Linked DNA regions of Homo sapiens: region 2 is linked to region 1. Evidence: read pairs that join two places in POLR2A ChIA-PET (ENCODE). Cell type or tissue: PC-9. All regions are shown on one strand.

What was found. Peaks named below come from ENCODE experiments on the same cell type or tissue, not always from the same donor. Only the 100,000 strongest peaks of a DNase experiment are listed, where the experiment ranks them.
Region 2: POLR2A ChIA-PET joins it to region 1 with 25 read pairs; 4 of 35 experiments call an interaction of 5 or more read pairs at or near these places.

What each region holds. Positions count from the first base shown.
Region 1 is chr2:28,419,996-28,427,995 of GRCh38, reverse strand. No RefSeq gene overlaps it. Among named protein-coding and RNA genes, the nearest start is that of FOSL2-AS1, 29 kb to the right of the region's middle. In PC-9, no CTCF peak of the experiment used is centred here; no DNase peak of the experiment used is centred here.
Region 2 is chr2:27,733,219-27,741,218 of GRCh38, reverse strand. It overlaps LOC105374378 (a long non-coding RNA gene), which reads right to left. Exons shown (of 3, transcript NR_160725.1): 3 at 1,932-2,946. Among named protein-coding and RNA genes, the nearest start is that of LINC01460, 21 kb to the right of the region's middle. RefSeq lists a silencer at 5,384-5,553. In PC-9, CTCF peaks have their summits at 5,694 and 5,911; DNase peaks (open chromatin) are centred at 2,438, 3,378 and 5,668; H3K4me3 peaks cover 1,865 bases; H3K27ac peaks cover 4,861 bases.

The DNA of each region.
Region 1 (8,000 bases):
GGGGCCAATGTCCAGTTGTCCAAGCTTACCTGTGCCAAGAGAGGACCCGGGTGGCTCTGCAAGGCCCTCTTTCTAGTCAGAAGAGACCCGGCCAGCCCCAGAATCTGAGGAGTCACTGGAACGTCATCAGGGACTAGGAGAGGAAAAGGCCCCCATGGCGCTCCCCTCTCTCCAGATCCAAGCTCTTTCTTTGTCTCTTTTTGATGCGAAATTCACATAACATAAAAATTAACCATTTTAGGCCAGGCATGGTGGCTCATGCCTGTAATCCCAGCACTTTGGGAGACCAAGGTGGGTGAATGACATGAGGCCAGGAGTTCGAGACCAGCCTGGCCAACATGGAGAAAGCCCATCTCCACAAAATAAATAAAAAACAACGAAATTGACCATTTTAAAGTGAACAATTCAGTGGCATTTAGCACATTCACGACGCTGTGCAGCTACCACTTTTATCTAGTTCCAACACTCTCATCACTCCAAAGAGAAACCCCATCCCTGTTAAGCAGCCAGTGTCGCTTTTCGCCCTCTTCCTAGCCCCGGACAGCCACCAATCTGTGTTCTGTCTCTTTGGGTTTACCCAGTCTGGTAATGGAATAAATGGAATCATACAACATGTGGCCTTTTGTGTCTGGGTCCAAGTTATTTTCCATTACTCCCTGAGGAAGGAGGAGGAGAAGGGACCTCTTCTGCCTTTGTCTCCCTCCCCGTCCCTTGTCCACCTTGCCCTGTGCGCCCACCAGCAGCACCTGTGGCTCAGCTCCTCCATTCTATGCTATTTCCTATTTCTCTTTTTTATTTTTTGAAAAAGGGACTCACTCTGTTGCCCAGGCTGGAGTGCAGTGACGTGACCGTAGCTCACTGCAGCCTCAACCTCCCAGGCTCAAGTGACACTCCCACCTCAGCCTCCTGAGTAGCTGGGACTACAGCATGCACCACTACGGCCAACTAATTTTTAAAACTTGTTTTTTGTAGAGACTGAGTTTCGCCATGTTGCCCAGGCTGGTCTCGAATTCTTGGCCTCAAGTGATCCTCCTGCCTCTGCCTCCCAATGTGCTGGGATCACAGGCATGAGCCACCATACTCAGCCTCCTATTCCTTTTTTTTTTTTTCAATTTTGTACATTTTTAATTCTAAATTTTCTCATTACACAAATAAAAAGTGAAGTAATAGCTGTTGAAATGTTGGCTCTATTAGCATAAAAAGAATTTGCAAACGGTTAAATATTTCCAATTTCATATCAATGTCATCAGTTGCTTTGAAGGAAAAAAACAGTTAATTCCAATAGTGTTTGATTTTTATTTTTCATCTAATTCATAACATCCTATTCCTTTTAATTACCCTTAGCAGAGTACTTTGAGGAGTCATAGATGCATTCAACAAATAGCCCATAGGCTAGCAGCGGGGAGAGACAGGTTAAGTGTCATTAAAACTGTGATAAGGCAACACTAGCAGTTTTACAGAGAGCCAGGGGACCCAGAGGAGAGACAACTAATTCAGCCTGGAGGTGAGGCTGGTGAGGGAAGACAACACGGAGGAGACAGATGCGGGGCGGGGGAGGGCAGGCCGGGTCTGTCTTGTTCACTGTTCCTCAGCACTCAGGGTAGTTCCTGGCAACTAGAACGGGGATGAGTGAACAAGTTAATGAATCAAGCAGGCAATCTATCAGCCAAGAGCTGAAGAATTAATAGGAGTTGTCTCTACCAGAAAAAATGGGTAGAGCATATCTGGAGACTTGTAGGCAAGAGGGTCAGCCCTTTTATTACACTGAGTGGTATTTCGGTCTAGATGAAGGTTGAAGAAGATGGGGGGTAAGGACAGAAGAAGTTGGGGCCAGATCATGCAGGGCCTTGGAAGCGACATAAAGGAGTTTGACTGAGTAAAAAGAGCGACCTGAGTAAAAAGAGGGACCACTGAAGGGTTTTGCGCAGATGTACGTTTTAGAAACACATCTGTCTAATCCAGGCTAGGGATAATGATGACCTAACGAGGCTCCCAGCAGACAGAACGTCATTCTTGCACTCCTGCTATTGGTGTTCTACTGGAAAACAGAGGTGTTTAATCAAAAATAACCATAAAAAAATTAATGAATTAATCATAAGGATGCAAGGTGCTCTGAGGGATGCTATGAGTCAAGAAAATCCTTCTCAAGACCAGGAGGGACTTTGAAATCAAAACTTGGGAGATGAACAGGAGTTGGCCAACACTGAAGCTTTTGGGAACGTCCTGAGCAACCTGTGGTGAAGGAAGTGAGAGAAGTCCAGGGTAGTTGCGGTGAAGAGTGTGAGGCTGGGAGACTGATCGGATGAGGCTGGGGCGATAAGTAGGGCTCAGACCAGAACGACCCTATTACACATTTTGGACTTACCCTAAGCAAAATAGGAAGTCCTTGATGATGTAAACAGGACCCTATTTTGAAAAATAGGATTAATTGCATTTCTCTTTTGCATTTCTGTGCATGTGACCTTCTTCCTGCTCAGCTCAAACATCTGCTTCCTTGGGGAAAGGGACTAGGATTATCAAAGAAAAAAATGGAGAGGAAGATAATGAATAGCTTCTGACCTCCAAAATAAGATTTTTCAGCCAGACAATAGTCTCAAAAGACATTATTTTTAAAAGAAAAAAGATGTTCTGTTGTCTTTAGCTCCCTCTTTAAGATATCAAGAAGCCCTGACAGAATTAATCATGGGGCTTTACCTAAAGAAAAGAATAGAAGAGAAACCCCTGACCTTTAGTCCAAAGGATGGCAAGGAGGAGGCCAGAGAGAAAGCAGGTGGGAAGGAAGTCAGATATGCGTCCTAATCTTCTATCTTCCATTGGAAGTCCCAGAGGGTGAAGATGCCTTAGAAGAGAGAGGAACAGGTGGTCCTTTTAGGTCCCTGGGAAGAGATTTCCTTGAATATCTATCCAGAGGTCTTCACATCAAAGTAAACTTGGTGGTTTGGTGTGGTTAGTCACAGAGAGGGTTTGAACTTAACCTTCTCAAGCCACCCTGGGTTCCCATGTGGTGTGAAAATGATGTCTACGCTAGATCTTTAGCTGTGGTTTTTGCTTAAGAAACTGACTAGAAGCAAATAGATTGAAAACCTACCAAGCTTTTAAAGAAAATGTATAAAATTTTTTTTAAAAAGCAGTGAGTATGGTCTGTCATAACCTTAACAGTTAAATCCTAAAACAATCCAGGGGCCCCAGAACCTGCCGCAGCAAGAAGTAGGCTGTGAATACCCGGGGAGCCCACTCACCAATGCCCATATCGAGGGTGGCCATGGAGGTTAGTGAACCAGGAAGAACCTCCCAGAAGGAAGAGCCCAGAGACACAGACAATGAACAAAATAATTATTCCCAGAGAGCAAATTTTTCCCCCAACCTCTGGCTCCAGACTTTCAGATAAGAGAAGAAAACCTTGTATGTTCAAGGTTCTGTTGATTTGGGTTTTCAGGCACAGGCGGCTGCATGGAATCCTAACGGAAGTACCTCTCCAATAGGCTTGGAGTAGGAGCCTGAAGTAATCAGTTTGGTTTTAGGGACCCAGAACCTGCAGCAGCAGCAGGAAATAGCAGGCTGTGAACACTCATATCAGTTTGTTTTGGCTGCAAAGTGGGGACTGGAGATGACTGTGGTTGTCTGGATGAGAGATGAGAGGGGCTTATACTAGGATGGAGGCAGTGGGGCAGGATAGAACATTCACACGGGGAGCAGACAGGACTTGGGGGTGTCTGCATTGATATGAGGACTGAGCAAGAGATGAGAGTCAAGGACAGGGAGAGGAAAGTTAAAAACAGAAAAAGGCATTTCACAGAAAAAGTGGTTAGCAGTGCCAAATGCTGGGCAGTAATCAAAGATGATAAGGGCTGAGATGTGTCTGTGTAAGATTTTGTCACAAGGAAGTACAGAGGCTCAGGGCAGAGAGGGGAAGCCAGACTTCAGCGGGCTGACAGAAGAGTGGCAGTGAGGAAGTGGATGCAGTAAGTAAACATAACTTCACAAGACTCTCAGCTGTGAAGCTGAAATGCGAGTGGGGCCAAGGTCGGTTTTTGTCATGTTTAAGATGGATGATACTTGATCACATTTAATGCTGATGGGAAAGGGCCCTTGAAAAGACTGACGTCAACCACAAAATAAGAATAGGAGGAAGCTGGTGGAAGAGGGTCCCTGAGAAGAAGGAGCACGGTGGGTACCCAGAGCTGGGCAAAGGAAGGGGCTTGGGGGCAGGAGGGGCCCTTCTCTGTCAAATCAGGAGAAGGAGGGAAGGTGGGAGACAGATGGCAGCGATGGGAGATGGAGGAGATGCCCTCTGATGGCCTCCATTTTCTGTGAGGTGGAAGGTGACATCGTCTGTAGAAAGTGAGGGGGCTGGGGGGCCTGAGAAGAGGGGAGCCCCTCTGGGGAACAAGAGAACACTGGCCGGGAAAACACAGAGGGCTCAGGACCAGGGCAGGGTGGAAACATGACGTGATGGTGGCACCCATCTGCACGTCCTCCAGCTCCTGGCATTAAATGCCTAAAACCGAACTCAGGACCTGGGCCTCCTGCCCCCGACCCAGCTCCTCCTCTTGCCTCCCAGTTTTTATTCCTGGAACCAGACCTCTCAGACTCGGCTTCCCCAGGAACGTCCTTCTGACATCACTGCTAGTGCGGACTCTTGCGGGGCCTCCTTCCTCCCCCCGCCCACCTTTCCTGCACACCTGCAGCAATAACCTCTCTAGAGTGGGACTGCGGCTGTGTCACCCCTCCGCCATGCAGCTGCCCCATTTGCAGCTTCCAATACCTAGAAATAAATCTCTCATTTCTTCTTACTTTTGGGGTCTGTTTAAATGCCACTGATTCTGGAAAGCCCTTTCTAACCATCCCCCAGACTAGGGAAAGTCCCCTTGGTACCTGCCCCCATGGTGCCTTATACATCTCTGTGAGACACTCGTGAACCTGTAATTACTTATTCTACAATGGCCAGTAGCCAGGACAATGGCCTGGGGTGGGGGTGGGGGCCCTAAGGCTTCCTTGTCCCCTCTGTCTTCCTGGAGCCGAGAACAGTGCCTAGCACAAATAGGCACTCAATAAAAGGCGTTGATAGACTGACTATAGAAAGGTTCAAGCCTGCCTTAGGTTGGCAGCTTAAATTTCCAACATCCCCAATCAGCCCATGCTCAGGACATCCAGGCCTCCTGCACAGCCCCCAAAGCCAACCCATGTTCTCTTCCCCTTGTGTTAGATTGTTCCCTTGGCCAGGCACGCTTGCTCTCTTCTTTATCCATTTTTTTTTTTTTTTTTTTTTTTGAGGCAGGGTCTCACTTTGCTGTCCAGGCTGGAATGCAGTGGCATTATCACAATTCACTGCAGCCTCCACCTCCTGGGCTCAAGCGGTCCTCCCACCTCAGCCTCCTGAGTAGCTGGGATCACAGGTGTATGCAACCATGCCCAGCTAATTTTTTAAGTTTTTATAGAGACGAGGTCTTGTCGTGTTACCCAGGCTGGTCTTGAACTCCTGGCCTCAAGTGATCCACCTGCCTTGGGCCTCCTGAAGTGCTGGGATTACAGGTGTGAGCCACCGTGCCCGGCTCCACTCCATCTTACCCATAGCCATCCCACTTTCAGGCTCCAATTTAGGATCCTCTCCTCCATGGAATTGTCTCTGAAATCCCCCCACCTGCCACAGGCCAAAATGTCTGTGCTCCTTCTCCTTCCACTCCAACCAGATTGCAACCTCCTTGAGGGCAGCTTCTAGTTTTTAGTTCATTGCTATTTCCAGTGAAAACATTTGGCTGTGAAATAAAGAGACACCTCATTTCTAACACTGGCATCAACAGTGTCTTATAGAACTGTGTCCCAAGAGTGCCTTTGGCGGTGTCATGCACTTAGTAGGAACACAAAAATATTTTTTAATGAATATTTTCTCCCTCATCCCTGTAAGAATATAATGGTGACAGTCTCCAACTGCACACTAATTTTTTTAAATGCGGTTCTCTTATGTTTAAAACACAAGGTGTCTGTTTTTATCAGTGAATGTAGTCTGTCTTTTCAGATTTATTCCATCTTTGAGAAACAAATGCATGCCATTTGCACTGGATCAAGGTAGTAACTGTACTTGCCAGTGGAACAGACACACCACTGTGTAAGAAAAAAGGAATTTCTGGCCGGGTGCAGTAGCTAACCCCTGTAATCCCAGCACTTTGGGAGGCCGAGGCAGGTGGATCACTACAGATCAGGAGTTCGAGACCAGCCTGGCCAACATGGTGAAACCCCATCTTTACTAAAAATACAAAAATTAGCTGGGCTTGGTGGTGCATGCCTGTAGTCCCAGCTACTTGGGAGGCTGAGGCAGAAGAATCACATGAACCCGGGAGGCAGAGGTTGCAGTGAGCCAAGATTGTGCCGCTGCACTCTACCCAAACAATAGAGCGAGACTCCATCTCAAAAATAAATAAAATAAAAAGAAAAAAAAAAAGAGAGAATTTCTAATGGAGTTGAGATTTTCCAACACATCCAGCAACATTTGTCTCTTGGGTTACTGAATGAGACCATTTATATAAAGGCACATGAAAAGGTTACGAAGTATGGAAATAAAGGGGAAACAGTACCACTAGTCTCTATTAGTTTATTTTCTGTGCTAATGTTTCATGATTCTTTTTTAGTTCAGAAAATAGAGTCACTGGGATTCTCAGAAATACTACCTAAATATAAATCCATAGAGACAGAAAGCAGATTGGTGGTTGTCAGGGGTTGGGGAGGGAGGACTGGGGAGTAGTAGCTTAATGGGTTTGGGGTTTTCTTTCTGGGTGATGAAAATATTTTGCAACTAGACAGAGGTGGTAGTTGTATTATACAACATCGTGAAGGTAATAAATGCCACTGAATTGTTCACTCTAAAATGGTTCATTTTCTTCTATATGAATTCCACCACAAAACAAAGATATGTCACCTATATAATACTGAATAGTTTCCAAAGGTCCTGAGGGACAAGGCAGCGTTATGCTCTGAAATAGCAGCAGATCTGAAGGCCCCACAGCAGCCTGTACTTTGCCTTTGGAGAAAGAAGGGGGGTCCCCCGTGTCTAACCAGGGCCCTGTCCTCACAGTGCCCTCAGAGACATTCAGCCGAATGCCACTGCAGTCCAGGCCACTGCGGAGTGTTTGTGTTTTGGTTTGTTTTCCCCTTGGGCTTACAGAAGGACTTGTGAAGGTGTTTAGTTTGGTTAAGGACTTCCCACTTCCAGAGGTGGAGCCTGAAGAAGGTTCTATTTTTTTTCTTCAAGTGAGTGGAACTTTCCAGGGACAACAACTCACAGGCTATGGATAGACTACGGATGCACTTCACTGTGGCCTCTACTCATGAGGGGCCTAATGGACGAGGAGGAGGAGGATCTGCCCAATGGGCAGTCATGGGGTATAGTCCCCTCTCCACTCCAGGAAGGTTTGGCAAAGGCAGAAGCTGACTGCAAAGACTGGATGGGTTGGGTGCAATGGCTCACGCCTATAATCCCAGCATTTTGGGAGGCCGAGACGAGTGGATCACCTGAGGTCAGGAGTTCGAGACCAGCCTGGACAACATGACGAAACTCCGTCTCTACTAAAAATACAAAAAATTAGCTGGGCGTGGTGGTGGGCGCCTGTAATCCCAGCTACTTGGGAGGCTGAGGCAGGAGAATAGCTTGAACCCGGGAGGCAGAGGTTGCAATAAGCCAAGATCACACCACGGCACGCTAGCCTAGGCAACAAGAGCAAAACTCTGTCTCAAAAAAAAAAACCCGAAAAAACAAAAAAAACAAAGAAGACTGGATGGACTTGTCCTAACAGCTCACAGTGTCTCAGGAAACAGTCCTTTAGTTGTCTCATCAGGTGTAAGAACAGCATCCTAGACCAGGTACACAGTTGGCCCTGAAGGCCATCAGACCTGTGTGAGGGCCTGGCAGGGCCCTGTGGCCAGCAGGGGCTGAGCTACCCATGTACAAGTATCCCATTCACCCTTTAAACACACAGGCCAAAAGGAAAATCGCACTCTTCATTTCA
Region 2 (8,000 bases), 690 kb after region 1:
CTTGGCTACTGTGAATAATGCTGCAATCAATTATTATTCTATTCGTGCTTAATTATCCCATTTTTGGCGAGTGGGTACCTCTTCAAATCAATGTTGCTCTTCTTTTGACAAGACTCTAATAATCTCTGGCAACTTCCTTCTATCTAGTTTGACAAATTTGTATCCTGTAACACACAGGTTAGGATAATGTACAAAATAAGCATGGAAAATTTTTCCCAAGGAGGCTTGGTCCTTTTAGTGGGACATGGTAGTTAGAAATCACAATCTGGGGTCCAGAGGTGCTCATTATTATTGGATTGATCATTGTTTCTAGGCCTTCTCAGTTGACTCTGCTAGGAAGTAGATTATTTTAAATTAATCATAAGTCCATACTTATAATAGTTTCTATTCAAATTTAGAATTTTTGCTTAATATTTGATTTTTATGTTTGTGACTTTGTTCTATTATACTGAAAATCTTGGATCCTAATGTTAACATAGTTGCTTATTTGCTTCATCCTACCTATGTATAATAGTTTCAGAATAATAGTATCTATAATATTACTAACAATATGATTACCAAAGAGAGTTTATTTTTGCAGGGTGTTTTGCTATTGTTCCCTACATAGAGTATATCTCTCAATAGTCCTACTGTTAAATACTATATTTTAGAGTCTCCTGAAATAATTCTGTGAGTTTTGCCATGAAACTGATACATAGTTGTTATCATTTGTCTTTTTTTAAGAAGTGCTTTCTCCGGCCGGGCGTGGTGGCTCACGCCTGTAATCCCAGCACTTTGGGAGGCCAAGGCAGGCGGATCACGAAGTCAGGAGATCGAGACCATCCTGGCTAACACGGTGAAACCCCGTGTCTACTAAAAATACAAAAAATTAGCCAGGCATGGTGGCAGGCATCTGTAGTCCCAGCTACTCAGGAAGCTGAGGCAGGAGAATGGTGTGAACCTGGGAGGCAGAGCTTGCAGTGAGCCGAGATCACGCCACTGCACTCCAGCCTGGGTGACAGAACAAGACTCCATCTCAAAAAAAAAAAAAAGTGCTTTCCCATTTTAATTTTGTTTTATAACTATGTATAATATTTACATTCCAAAATCAAATCTAGCAAGTTGTCTATTCAGAGAAGCCTAGCTTCTATTTCTGACCCGTCTGCCCAGTCTCTCCCTCTCTCAAAGGGAATATTTTTATTTGTTTATTTTTGGTTTATTTTATTTTTTATGAGGATTTTTTCTTTTTTGTTTCCCAAGACTTTTTTTGACATATAATTGACAAATAAAAATTGTATGTGTTTAAGGTATACAATGTGATGATTTGATAAATGTATACATTATGAAATGATTACCACAATCAAATTAACATGTTACTTCATATCATTGTCATTTTTGTGTTGTGACAAAAGCATTTAAGATCTACTCTCTTAGCAAATTTTAAATATATAACACAGTGATATTAACTGTAGTCACCATGCTGTACATTAGATCTCCAGAACTTTTTCATCTTATAACTGAAAGTTTGCACCCTTTGACAAACATCTCTCTCTTTCTACCCCATTTTATTAATTTATTTACTTTTGATGTAATGATTTATTTTTCTGCCTTTTTTTTTTTTTTTTTGAAATGGAGTCTTGCTCTGTCGCCCAGGCTGGAGTGCAGTGGCGTGATCTCGGCTCACTGCAAGCTCCACCTCCTGGGTTCACGCCATTCTCCTGCATCAGTCTCCTGAGTAGCTGGGACTACAAGCGCCCACCACCATGCCCAGCTAATTTTTCGTATTTTTTAGTAGAGACGGGGTTTCATCGTGTTGGCCAGGATGGTCTCGATCTCCTGACCTAGTGATCCACCTGCCTCAGCCTCCCAAAGTGCTGGGATTACAGGCGTGAACCACCGCACCTGGTCATATTTTTCTGCATTTTAATATATAAGCAAACACACGCACACACAGATGAATACTTGTCTTTCTTAAACAGTAGCATACAATACATATTTTTTCCTTCCTACTTTTCCATCTTAACTATATATCCTGGAAATCACTCCATAACAGCACGTAAAGATGGCCCTCATTATTTTTCACAACTGCATAGTACTCCATTGTGAGGATATACCATAACTGATTCAACTAGTCCCCTAGTGATGGGCAGAATAAAATAGAATTTAAGGTAAAAGGCATTACAAGGGTCAAAGTGGGATGGACATTCCATACTGATAAAATCAACAATTCATTAAGAAGATATAATAACTGGGAAATTCAATATAGTTAAAAGCACAGACTTGAAATAGAAGAAGCAGATCAGAGAGAGCCCTCTGGCCTCAGGTGTTTTCTTTCTCCCTCTAGACTGAGTTCCTGAAAGGCCAGGATTGCAGCGGTTTTTTACCCCTGCCCCACTAGGGCCTACCACATGCCTGGCATGGAGACAGCCCCAATAAATGTTGATTAAATAATGCATAGGTGCCAGAGGTCAGAATCATACAAGCTTTATGCTACTGGGAAAGAACAGAAGCCCAAAGATGGTCAAGAAGCAAGCGAGTATCAGCTGGAGATAGGCTCCCTAAACTTCTGGCCTTTCAGCCAGGACTCTGACCTCATGGACCCATAATGAGCTGTCAAAAGCAAACAAAACTGACCACATTCGTCACACATAAAAAGCAGGTGATCCCTGGGAGTTCACTGAGGAAAACAGTACGAATAGGGGGCTGCTTGGAGTTCTTCATCCGAAGCGTCGGTCAGACCAGAGCTGGCGGCCGGAGCATGTCGGGTGGTGGGAGATAACTGTGCCACTGGCTCTTCCCTCCTGGGCTTCCACTTGATACGCCACACTCAGCTTGTGTTCAGGTGACCGTGCTAAGGGGTCTAGGCTTTTCATCCCTCTCCACGTTGCCCTGCAGAGTGAAAGCTGGCTTTTGGCGCAGAATGCTCCATCATGGGATGGGGAGAAGGGAGGGAAAAAAAAGAGGGTGCTGGGGAGAGAGAGGACAGTGCAGAAGGGCAGGGGGATAACAGATGAGGCTAAATTAATTTTGGAAACCATTAAATCTTTGAAAAGAGAGCGTGTTTTCAGCAGGGACAGTGAATCACTGTGATTTGCAGAAACAGGCACAAAGCAATTAGCCATCTGGATGCTGTGGCTTCCAGCCCCCCAGCGGAAACTTGAAGCAAGCGGAAGGCTGGTCATTACACAGCCCAGGCCCAGCACTCCAGGCCCCACAGATAACTCTGTGCCTCCAGCCGGCTGGGAGCCCAGAGGCCTAGGACAAAGGGCAACTTGGCAAGAGATACAAAAAAAAAATGGGCAGGAAAGGCAACACCAGCCACAGGGGGCCGGTACAACTTCCTTCTTCCTATAAGCGTCCTTCAGAATTCATCATGACCAAGTGAGTAGTTCACTCACTTGATAAGCATTTATTAATCACCTACTATCTCCCAGGACTTGTGCTAGTACATAAATGATGTCATTTCATCCTCACAACATGCATATGAGGAGTTCTGCCCATTGCACAATCCCAAGAGGACCCATCACATGGCATTCAATGTGAATAGCACTCCCAGGAGTTAGAAAGCAGAGTAGCTTTGCCTGAAAATACCTTAAAAAGAGAGTATTATCTTGTTTTTTCTTCAATGAGGAAATCAAAACAGAAAAAGAGGAAAGGAATTTGCTCAAGGTAAGTTTGCAAATTGCTCCTCTGTACAGCTCTAAAGTTGTGTGAACCAAAGGAATACACAAGAGTGTGAAAAGGTTTTATAAACTGTAGAGTACCATATACAGCTGAACTACTCTTAGAAGGCAGTTACCTTAGCTTCCTCCGACCCTCTGTGACCGTAAGGTACTGCCCTTTGATTCATTTCTAGAAATTGCTAGAAGTATTGGACAAGCCCAATCAGGAAAAGGGTTAGCAAACCTTTCCAGGAGGAGAACGCACAACTGAGCAGAAAGAGCTGTGCTCAGGGAAGCCTGACTGTAATGTACTGTGATTTATGCACTAAGAAAATCTTGACACTATTCTCCATCAATTGCCCCCATGTGGGCGCAAGAAAGCCATATGGAGCAAAACACTGGCAGAGGGAGCCCACTTCCAGCAAAGAGAGAGAAGCAACGAAGAAAGAGCACCCCTTAATTGACTAGAGGCCAACACCCCCACACAGAGGTGCCCATGTCCTTTCGCCTGCCTGAGTTTACTGTGGGACCATGGACCGAACCTTCTTGCTCCACACTTCGGTGGCACCACTCCAGAGCCTCAGCCAAGAGCTGTGTAGCCCAGCTCAGGACTCTGTGGTGGCCTAGAAAGCCCCAGACTACGATGGCCAAGGGCTTTCCATTTGCTGTCTACATCTGCCGTCCACCCAGCTGCTGCTGAAGACACCGGATCTCCCACAAGGAAACAGTACAGCAGAGTGAAGAGAGCATCATCCAGGGAGCAGATAACCTGGGGGAGAATCCCAGCCCTACCTCTCTCTGGCTGTGACCTTGGGCGAGGTGGTTGACCTCTCACCTTGCTTTCTTTCTGTACAAAATGGAATCGGGTTCCTGACCTCACAGGGTATGGTGAGGATTGAGTGAGCTCACAGGTGCCCTTGGGGAAGAGGCAAGTAATGGAGCTAGTGCAGAAAGTTTAAACAATAAGAAGGGGTGTGTGGCCACTGCCAGGTCCAGGGAAGGTTCCTGATTCAGTCCTGGCTGCCACAGGAATGCAAGCTTGGTGTTGGCAGATCCTTTTATTTGTCAAGAAAAATCAGATATCTGGATTTTTATGTGAACTTTTCCAATTTTCAAAAGCCTGTGAGGACAGAACAACGCATATCTGCAGACTGTCAGGGTGCAAACTCGGATGACTATGACATTCCTGCAGCGCTCTTGGCCTGGTCCCTGCCTGGTGCCTTCCTCCTCTCCCCATTCTACCTCTTCCTGGCTAGCTCCCTAAGGCCCTGCCTTTCCCCCTGGTGTCTGTCGCCCTCATTGTAAAGTGGGCAGAGGCCAGCTCAGTCCTGGGGTGGCCAGAATTCAAGGCCCTGGGGCTGAGGGAGGGCAGGTCGGGTGGCACTATGAGGACAGGTGTTCTCAGCAGAAGCAGGTTAGGTACAGGACTGTTACCTGGAAGCCCTACTGAGCCTCTTCCCCAACAGGGAGGGGGAAAGGTGGGGAGCAGGCAGATACCTGCAGCCACAAAATGAATGAACGAATGAACAACGAACAGCCCAACCACCGCTGCCTCAGGTGGAAGTTGGCAGCTGTGCGGTAGGATGGCAGATTATCTGGGGCTCTTCTCAATCAATAATGTTGAGGGAGCACCCAGAAAAGTCTTCTTGCAAAAGTTGGTGGGGCCTTTGGTAGGCCCAGCCCAGCAAACCGGCTCAGGGCCAGGACCCAGTGAAGCCAGCCGCCTCCCGGCGCCCAATCTCCATCTTGGGCCTCGGATTAGAATCAGCCGCCCCCGCCCCGCGCCTTCCCGAGAGCCCCGCCGGGGCTGCCGGAAGCGGGGGTGCAGGGCGCGGGCATGGGGGTGTGCCCTTGCATCAAGGCCCTTCCCAGAAGGGGCAGCGCCTTCCCAGCACCGGCCTGCTGGTCTCCCCCGCGCCCGCCCTTCCCGGATATCCCGGCGACGCGCTGCAGCCTTTCCCGGGCGGCTCGGGTTGGCGAGGTCCGGGAGCCCTCGGTGCCGCGATGGGAAGTGCTTGCCCACGGCCCGGCCTGGGGACACACTCCCGCGCCCTCCAGGCCCCTGAGCTGTTCCTGGGAAAGGGCGTGAACGAAGCTCCCGCACAACCCCTTTCTTTCTCTTGGCACTTCCCAGTAAACCCTCCAGGTGTCCAGGTGGGGCACTTTCCACTGCCGGGCTCAGCCCTGGGTCTGGGTCTGCGGCCCGTCCCTTCGCTGCAGAGCGCGGTGCAATCGCGGTGGGGTTGGAAGGGGTCAGGGCTCCTGCCGAGCCAAGTCTCCTCCTCTGCCTGGGCAGCTACACGACTGGACCTCAGTGCCCACTACATGGACAAGCCTTGAAACTCATCCATCCAAACATCAGATAAACCTAAACTGAGAGACATTTCACAAAACTACACAAAGATGAAGAAGGGCTGAGGAACTGCACCAGACCGAAGGAAAGGAAAGAGACAGAACAACTAGATGCAGTGCGTGATCCCAGCTTGCATCTTGGATGGGGGGGAAATTGCTGTTAAGGACATAATTGGCAAAATTTGCATGTGGATTATATAACAGTAATATTGTATCAATGTTAAATTTCCTGAATTGGATCATTGAAACGTGGTTATGAAAAAGAATGTCCTTGGTTTGGCTTCTCTGAAGTATTTAGGGATAAAGGGACATGTCTGCAACTTCACCTCAAAATGGTTCAGAAATAAAATATAAGTACATTATTATTCCCCAAACAATTAAGCATATGGCTATTGTATGGCCCAGAAATTCCGCTCCTAGGTGTATGTCCCAGAGAAATGAAACATATGTCCACACAAAAACTTGTACGGGAATGTTCATAGCAGCATTAATCATAATAGTCAAAATACAGAAACAACCCCATGTCCATCAAGTGATGAATGGATAGCCACAATGAGATACATCCATATATTAGACTGTAATAAAGCCATAAAAATGAATGAAGGGCTGATACATGCTACAAATGGACGAATCTTGAAAACATTATGCTAAGTGAAAAAAGTGAGTCACTAAAGACTACAGATTATATGACTGTGTTTATATGCAATGTCCAGAATAGACATTGTAGTCTATTCTGTCTATATAGAGACTACATATTATAGTCTATAAAGACAGAGAGTAGGTTAGTGGTTGCTTAGGGCTGAGGTGAATTGGGTTTAGGGAGGTGATAGCTAAAAGAGGTACAGGGTTTTGTTTTTTGGTTTGTTTTTCTTTTTTTGAGATAGGGTCTCACTCTGTCACCCAGGCTGGAGTGCAGTGGTGCAATCATGGCTCACTGCAGCCTCAACCTCCTGGGATCCTCCTGCCTCAGCCTCCCCAGGAGATGGGACCAAAGGCACATGCCACCACACCTGGCTAATTTATTTTTTATAAAGATAGGGTCTTGCCTTGTTGCCCAGGCTGGTCTCGAACTCCTGGGCTCAAGCAATTCCCCCCCACCTTGGCCCCCCAAGGTGCTGGGATGATTACAGGTATAAGCCACCACGCCTGGCCCAGAGTTTCTTTTTTAGGTGATGAAAATATTCTAAAATTTGCTGTGTGGTAATGGTTGCATATATGGTATATGACTTGTATCTCAACAAAGCTGTTATAATAATAATAATAATAATATGTATTTATGTAGACAGACAAAAAGAGAAAGTGATTGATAAAGCAAATGTGGCAAAACATTAATGACTATTGAAACTGGGGAAAGGATATTCAGAAATTAATTGTACTATTCTTGTATCTGTCCTGAGTGATATGGTTTGTCCCCAACCAAATCTCATCTTGAATTGTAGTTCCCATAATCCCCACATATCATGGGAGAGACCCAGTGGGAGGCAATTTAATCATGGGGGCAGTTACCCTCATGCTGTTCTCATGATAGTGAGTGAGTTCTCACGAGATCTGATGGTTTTATAAGGGGCTTTTCCCCCTTTTGGTTGGCACTTCTCCTTGCTGCCGCCATGTGAAGAAGGACGTGTTTGCTTCCCCTTCTGCCATGATTATAAGTTTCCTGAGGCCTCCCCAGCCATGCTGAACTGTGAGTCAATTAAACCTCTTTCCTTTATAAATTTCCTACTCTCAGGTATGTCTTCATTAGAAGCATGAGAATGGACTAATATACTGAGACTGAAATTACTTCAAAATTTTAAAAGTTTATTATTTTATTTATTTTTTGAGATGGAATCTTACTCTATTACCCAGGCTGGAGTGCAGCGGTGAGATCTCAGCTCACTGCCACCTCTGCCTCCTGGGTTCAAGTGATTCTCTTGCCTCAGCCTCCTGAATATCTGAGATTACAGGCATGCACCATGACACCTGGCTATTTTTTTTTTTTTTTTTTTTTTTTTTTTTGAGATGAAG